Regions from separate parts of the Homo sapiens genome. Here region 2 is linked to region 1. A link is a loop called in an ENCODE intact Hi-C map of the cell type or tissue named here. Cell type or tissue: Calu3. All regions are shown on one strand.

Region 1 (4,000 bases):
TTAACTCATTTGTCCTTCTAGATTTTAGCTTAAAGGTCTGTTATGTAACTTCCTTGAGGAGGAGAAAAAAGAAGCCCTTGTCACATTTTCTTGTAAGGAAAATGAGATAAAGAACAAGTACCTGTCATTGAGGAAGGAGCTCCCCCAACCCTCAGTGAATTTTCCTTAGTGTGTACCAGTAAATTATGTGGTTAAATATGGTTGCTGATACATTAATTTATTTAATTTCACAACTTTAATATCTTGTCAGCAACAAGAGGTGTTTGTGTTCAACTTTGTGCACCACATAGAATTGTTGTTCCATATTTTAATTCCAAGAACATATCCTGCATTCCAAATATTTATAAATAATATTATTGATATTGTTGCATAAGTGAAATTCACAGACATAAGTTCAAGTTTCATTCTATCTCTGATCACTTTCTGTTTTGTGTAAAACCAAGGAGAAACTAACATACATAGCAACATGCCTACAGAAACATCTTTTTAAAATTTGAAGCCAATTTAAATAAGAAGCTATGTTCAGTGGATTTCATTCAGAAAAAAGAAAGACTGTAATTAATTCTTGAGAGGCATATCTTACTATTTTTTGCGTTATTAACTTTTTAGTTGATAAGGGGAATTTTATACATACATAAACAACCAGGTCTCCTGTCCTTTAACATATTACTGTATTATTCCATTAGTATTACTGCAGGATGTTTGTTGAAGGCCTTGCAGGCTTCAGAAACATTAACTTCTAGGTCTTAATTCTTTATGGATTATTTTGCTCCCATATGAATTTCTGAGTTTCTCTTTCACTGTTAAACCCAGCCTGAAGAAAGCCTTCTGTGGTGCCTCTTGTCACCACATGAGGTCTCCATAAATCCTGACCTGGATTAAGCAGAAGTGGAATCCACTATAGCCAATATCCGAGTCTCCTATTATCTTGCAAAAAAAAAAAAAAAATCCAGTTCGTACAATAATTTGGAAACAATGTAGACAATCACCTATGCAGCAAAGAAATAAAAAGCATCAGAATAATGTGTAGGTTATTAAATGTCTAATAAACTTTGCATTTTTTTGAAATAAAAAGGTTGTGAAGTTGGGTTATATGGGAAAAGGGAGGAAGAAAAGAGAATTTACGAAAAAGAGATAAAGAAGAGTAAAAATTATTGTTCTCTGTCTTTTTAAACAGAGGTAGGTAACAGTAATTGCATTGATCAAATTCATGAAACTTAATTCCTTGAATTTAACTGCCTTCATGTTACTATTTTCCATTGTTGCAATGTGTTCATTTTAATTATTTGATATTTCTTTCATTTAAATTATCTGATATTTCTCACAATATCTTTGTATTGGAAACGTAGACATGGAACCCTAATATAATGGAAATTAAGATTTAACCAAAATTTGTTTCAAGCCTACTAAATTCCAAGCTATTTGACAGAGTTACATCCACAGTGATGGTTGCTATTTCACTCCTTACAGTAGAGGATGTTGGTCTTCATGCAAGTCGCAGCTTATTAAATGGCAGAGCTAGAACCAGAACCTAAGTTCTCTGACCTCAATTCTCAATTGATTCTTCTTCACCCAACTGTTTATCTGTAGATCCACTGGAACTCGTGGGGATCAAGGAATCTATAGATCCTCAGGAATGATCACCCTCATACAGGAGATGGTCATGTCTCTGCACACACTCCTTAAGGGCATCTACAGGGAGCAGTAAAGAGCTAGAGTCCTCAGCACCAGCACTTCAAGGATACTGAAACCTGACCTGCTTCTGGACATAGCTTTGACTTTGAGATGATTCTCTAGGTGAGTGGTTCTCAGCATGTGGTCCCTGGACCAACAGCATCGTAATCGCCAGGACTGTAGTTGGAGATACAACTTCTCAGGCCCTAACTCAAACCCACAAAATCAGAAAATCTGGGAACAGAAGCCAGAAGGCTGTGTTCTCACAAGCCCTCCAAGAGATTTTGATGTTCACTAAAATTTGAGATCCATTACTCAAGAGCTGCTCTGTGTTTGTATCTGTGACACATTGGTACGGAGAATGAAGCAGCAAAGAATAATAGATAACAGCTGCTGAATTGTCTTCAGCTTCTCATTCCTGGGGGTTGACAATTGCACATTACTGATTACCTCTAGGGGGCACCAAAATATTTTGATGTACAGCTCCGCAGAGGCAATAAGACTTTAGTTTTATTTTCCAAGGAAATGGCCTTCAGAAGTGGAAAGGGCTTCCTAGTTATTACATCAGCAACCTGCCCGAATATGCCTCAACCCTTTAAAAAAATCTGTTATATTTATAGGGATTTTTTCCAGTTTAATACCACTTTTGTATGGATGCATTGATTCCTATTTCTCATGATTATTGTGAAAATTAAGATATTATTTTTCAATCTAACAGCACAGGGCCTGGCATAGAGCTAGGTGCTTATTAAATAAAGGGTATTTCATTATTACTTTTAATATCTGAAATTTTCTAAAATATTATATTTGTATTATGAGAATAGATAACATATTCCTTTAGTTATTACTATGATCCAATAACTTCTTGTATTGAGTCCTGGGAAGGGCTGGGCTGAGGGTGATACTTTACAAGAAGAACAAATCAACTTACAATAATCAAGCCCTGCTCAGACCTACAGTATCCCATGAACAAAAGAGTGGCGATAGATATAATTAGTTTTGTGCTATGTGTGTCACATAATATAAACTAATCTTTGAAGAGGTAAAGTTGGTTTCCCGCTGCCAGAATAACTGCTTGTTGATTATGCAGTGAAATTAAAGGGAGAAGTTCTAAACCTTGATCTGCTGATAAGTGGGAGTGCTTGGGTAGCTTTGGATATGCGGCTTAGCTCTCGCCTTAGTTTCCTCCTTTATACATTGTTGGGATTAGACCAGTTGAACCATAAATCCATCCTTCTGTTATTAGTAATAATATATTTATTAAGCAGTGTCTGTGTTCCAAACACTGGGCTGGTCACCTTATATATCTTAGCTTCTTTAATTTTCACAGCAATCCTCTGACTTGGATACTATTTTTATCCTTGATTTATAGTGAAGAAAATTGAGGTTTACAGGAATTCATTCAGTTCATGCAGCTAGCAAGCAGCAAAGTAGGCACTAGAATTCCAATTCAATCCCAAACTCTGTTTCACAAACATTGTAATACCCTACCTTTCAAATTCTATGATTTGAGTACACCAAGCAAAGACTTGTTCTATATAAAATGAAGACAAAGATGTATTGGGGGAGGAAAGAGTGCAGTGGTTTAAAGTGACATTTGAATATTAAATGTGTGAGATACTCCAGCAAGAACAAAAGAGAATATGCTGATAATAGAAAAATGATAGTGGGAAAAGTAAAGCAAAAGATAGTTAATACTCGATGCAGGTTAAAAATACATTAATATCAAAACACACAAACAAAAATACACGGTAAAAATTTTAATAGTTTTATGAGTTTCAAATTTTTAAATTGTCGATTTCCTTTAACCATTGAGGAGAAGGAAATACAGTTGTAAATGATTTTGAATGTCCTAATCTTTTGACTCTACGAAGTCTAATAATGTGCATCCTGGATTTTCACAGAAGAAAAGAAAAATCTTTCTGGGTTACTTGGAAGGAAAGGAAAGGAACCTCTCACACCTCCTGCAGGCTTCTTCTGCTAGATTGCAAAAGGTTGACCTTCGTCCTATAAGGTCATAGTATCAAGCTAAAATTACACAGAAAGGTACTCTAGTCTAATAGAAACTCAAAATAAATATTTTCAAATCCCAAAGCTAAATATTATATATTGTAGATAAAAATCAACTCTGATTAACAGAGGCAGTTCATAACCACTATTGGAAAAATATAGTTCAAAGTAAATGCCTCCCTGATGGCCAAAAAGCCATTTTCTCATACAAAGAGTCTCATTAGTATCTTAGTACAAGAAGTGGAAAACTTCTTCTGTCAAGAACCAGCTAGTAAGTAAGCACTTTAGGCTTCATAGGCCAATAGTCAAAAAAATC
Region 2 (4,000 bases), 470 kb after region 1:
ACTCCAACAAAAAACTCTTAGAAATGATGGATATTTTTGTTATTACATGGGAAAAACCTAATTGGGAATAATGGCAAAGCAAATAAAGTCAGAACTGGGAAATGAAGATAAACATATTCCTAATAATATAATTTGACCACATTTATTTAGCCATACCTGCACCTTGACTATCCATGAACTCTCAAGTTATATGAGCCAATAAAACTTTCTCTTTCTTTTGTCTAATTTCAGTTGCAATAAAGGTATGATATGTAAATAATACAACTATCTTGTAACCTTGTTCTCTCAGCCCAGAGCAATGACTTATCCTCATGCTAGCCAGCTACGCATGTCATGAATTTGTGTGACACTCTGTTCTCAAATTGAAGTAATAGTTAACATCTAAAACAATGAGATCTATAGATTATTCAGTTTCTTCCTCTCTTAGAAATGCAAGCTAGGAACATGGAAGGATTTCACAGCTGATTGGAAGAAAGAAAAGAAAAAAGACAGTGGGTTTATAATTAGCTCTTATCTGGGTATTTTTGTGCCATATCACAGAGCCTGTGTGCTAACATTCCAGAGCTGCTGAGAATCTCAACGACTCTCCACTTTCAATCTCCATGAATGAGGACTGGACTTCCTTTAAAAATATATTGTTGAGTTTTTGCTCTTTTCTTTTCTTTTTTCTTTTTTTTTTTTTCAGAGTCTTGCTCTGTCGCCAGTCTGGAGTTCAGTGGCGTGATCTCGGCTCACTGCAACCTCCACCTCCCAGGTTCAAGCAATTCTCCTGTCTCAGCCTCCTGAATAGCTGGGACTACAGGTGTGCACCACCACACCCAGCTTATTTTTGTATTTTTAGTAGAGACAGGGTTTCACCATGTTGGCCAGGATGGTCTGGATCTCTTGACCTCTTGATCTGCCCGCCTCAGACTCCCAAAGTGCTGGGATTACAGGCGTGAGCCACCGCTCCCAGCCTCCTCTTTTATTTTCTTATGTGTGTTAATACAATGAAGTTCTGTTCAGTTGAACTGGTTTGTGTGGCTGTCTGATCATTTTATGAAAAAAATCATAGCTGAAAGATTTATTAATATAAAATCATGTTTATTTTATATTCTCTGAGAAAAGGTCTTTTAAAATAATATGATGTGGTGTCAAGTTTCCTTTTCTGTCTTTTTATTTCCTCCTCTAATTCTATCCAAGATCTCCTTGTATTGAAGTTGATACTTAAGTGAATATATATCTAGCTCAATACCATCTATATTTATACCGGTGCCTGTACTTATGCTGTTTTTTTCTATATACACATTGATATCTTCTTTTATATCATTAAAAAGTTGTTACCTCTGAGATCCAGTTCTGTCGCAGCAAGGGTTATGAATCCAAACTATTTGTCAATAAAACATAATCTGGCAACCAAAAAATAATTTACAATGACTCTTATGGACAATACTTTCCATATTTTTCTCAAATACCATACAGATATGTCATTCCACCTAACAATGCTTTTTTGAAAGCTCCCTTTCACTTTCATTTTCTTTCTGCACATTCCTCAGCTTTCTCTCACATCCATCTTCCAGAATATTCTCTTCAACATCTATCCTTCTCCAAACCAAAGCTTCTTCTGTTAGCCCTACCACTTTTCCTAATTAGTAAAACCTAAGGCCCAATGGGCTCATCTAGAGATAGAAGGACTTTCTCTGGAAGGCTGAACACAAGAAATGGAAGAGAAATGTGTGCTCCCAGGCAGAATTCTTTTTAACAGGAAAGGAAAATGTGAAGTCTGAGAATTCCTTGATTAATGTTTTTCTTGCCACATAAGTATCAATTTACCAGAAACTTTAGGAATATAAAGCAAAATTTAAAGTGTTTATTTTTAAATTGGGGTAATCTATATTTCTGATAACATATTTTCCACATTTTACAATAGGTATAGTTTTTTTAATATTTAAAAAATATAAAGTCATTGAACAAATTAATGAAAAGGCATAAACCTCCAAGCAAAGCAATACTGAAATCTTGAACATCCTTTGGATGTACGATGAGAAATGCAGCAACTTTCCTTTAGACTATTCCCCCTCCAGGTACACATCACTTACTGCTACTTCCCTTAGGATCCATTATTCTCCTAACCTAACCTGGATTTGCTATGTTTTGAAAATGGCACTGCATGAACTATAGCTTTTTCCTGATTCATTCTGTTCTTTGAAAAGGGTGAATGCAGAATCCACACACTCTGTTTCTCTCTGCATTAATGCTGTGCTTTGGTGTGACGCATTGAGTAGAGTCGTGGAGCATCTACCAGGTTGGTTATCCACCGCCTCAGCGGCAGGAGCCTCGTGCCCTCAGGAACTCTGTGGAGCCTTTATTTTTACTATGCCTTCATAAATTGGATAAAGTACTCTTTTGTGCCTTCTTCTTGGCGGAGAGCCTAACAAATGAAGGTTAAGCTTCACTGCTTCCAAAGAAAAGAAGAAAGATATTTCCTCAGTACTTGTGAAGGTCAGCGTGACTAGGTTCACATTAGTCACTATCAAGTAACAAGGAACTGTGAATAGATGCCCAGCTTCTGACTCACCCACCCGCTTATTCATTATGCACTTACAGACCACTTCAGCTCAGGTGCTGGGGATGGAAAGAGCAAGGCATCCTCACGTCCCAGGAGCGACTTTTAGAATAATGGGAAAGATAGGCATGAGGAGATGCAGCCCAAAATAACAATGCTTATGATGAAAATGAAAAAAGTAACACGTACTGATTTCTGTTTACCAAGTGCCGGGAACTGTTCCTAGCACTTTTCATATCTAATGTCACCTCTCAAGAACTAATGTGGCATCATTATTATTGTTATTATTTTCTTTTCTTTTTTCTTTTTTTGAGACGGAATCTCACTCTGTCGCCCAGGCTGGAGTGCAGTGGCGCGATCTCGTCTCACTGCAACCTCTGCCTCCCGGGTTCGAGTGATTCTCCTGCCTCCGCCTCCTGGGTAGCTGGGACTACAGGTGTGTGCCACCATGCCCAGCTAATTTTTTGTATTTTTAGTAGATACAGGGTTTCACCATGTTAGCCAGGATGGTCTTGATCTCCTGGCCTCATGATCTGCCTGCCTCGGCCTCCCAAAGTACTGGAATTACAGACATGAGCCACCGTGCCCAGCCTATTTTCTTCATTTGATAGAGAAAAAAATGAAATCCAAAGTGTCAATGACTCATTCAAGGTCACACAATAATAAGTAGTACAGCCAAACTTCAGACTCTACATTTCTAATTCCAGTATCAGTGATAAAAGCTCAAATAACAGCATGAGTCCAGTACTTCAGGATCCCAGAGAAGTAGGCCAACCACCTGGAAAAGGCGAAGAAGTTTTGACCAAAGATGTGAATGTTCTAGTGGGGCTTGTAAATAAACCATTTTTCACATAAAGATGTTGTAGTAGAAGTGGAATTGTGATGAGTAGGAAAAGGGATCCAAGCATTCATTTACTATCTACACCATAGACTGCATACTGCCAGCCTGTGAGATGAACCCTCTGAAAATATAGTTTGTTTGACCACCAACAACACCACAAAATGTTTTTGTTGTTTATTCTGAGGATTGCAGGACGGTTGGGAATTTGTTCCAGCCCCTCTGCTGGTCTGCTGTGTGGCTAAGTCCATGAGTTCTCTCTCTGGCCTTTATTTTCTCACCCAATTATTTACTTTAGAATCAACTTAAGATATAATGTGCATAAAATAAACTTCAGCAATTGAAAGTTAAAATTTGTTTAGAATTGACAGAGTGACTAAGAGACAGGACATTCCCATATTCTCCAGGGGGTTACTCCTGCCCTCCAACCCTGGCCCCTGGAAACCACTGAAATTCCTTTTTGTTCCTGCTTTGTATGATTCTATATACTTCTAGATGAAGTATTTCATATGTAGTTCTATAGTGATAGTTCTATAATTTTACGTAAATGGAATCATGTAGCATGCCATAATTTATGTCTAGTTTTAATCAGTCAGTATAATGTTTTTTAAGATTTA

Evidence for each region. Hi-C counts contacts between places; a loop is a spot of excess contacts. Peaks named below come from ENCODE experiments on the same cell type or tissue, not always from the same donor. Only the 100,000 strongest peaks of a DNase experiment are listed, where the experiment ranks them.
Region 2: a loop joins it to region 1, with 2.8 times the contacts of the local background. A loop is called at or near these places in 4 of 110 quality-filtered maps.

What each region holds. Positions count from the first base shown.
Region 1 is chr4:20,246,417-20,250,416 of GRCh38, reverse strand. No RefSeq gene overlaps it. Among named protein-coding and RNA genes, the nearest start is that of SLIT2, 3.5 kb to the left of the region's middle. In Calu3, no CTCF peak of the experiment used is centred here; a DNase peak (open chromatin) is centred at 2,136.
Region 2 is chr4:19,774,673-19,778,672 of GRCh38, reverse strand. All of the region lies in intron 2 of LOC105374511 (a long non-coding RNA gene), which reads right to left. Among named protein-coding and RNA genes, the nearest start is that of LINC02438, 320 kb to the right of the region's middle. RefSeq lists enhancers at 2,367-2,536, 1,873-3,072. In Calu3, no CTCF peak of the experiment used is centred here; a DNase peak (open chromatin) is centred at 2,442.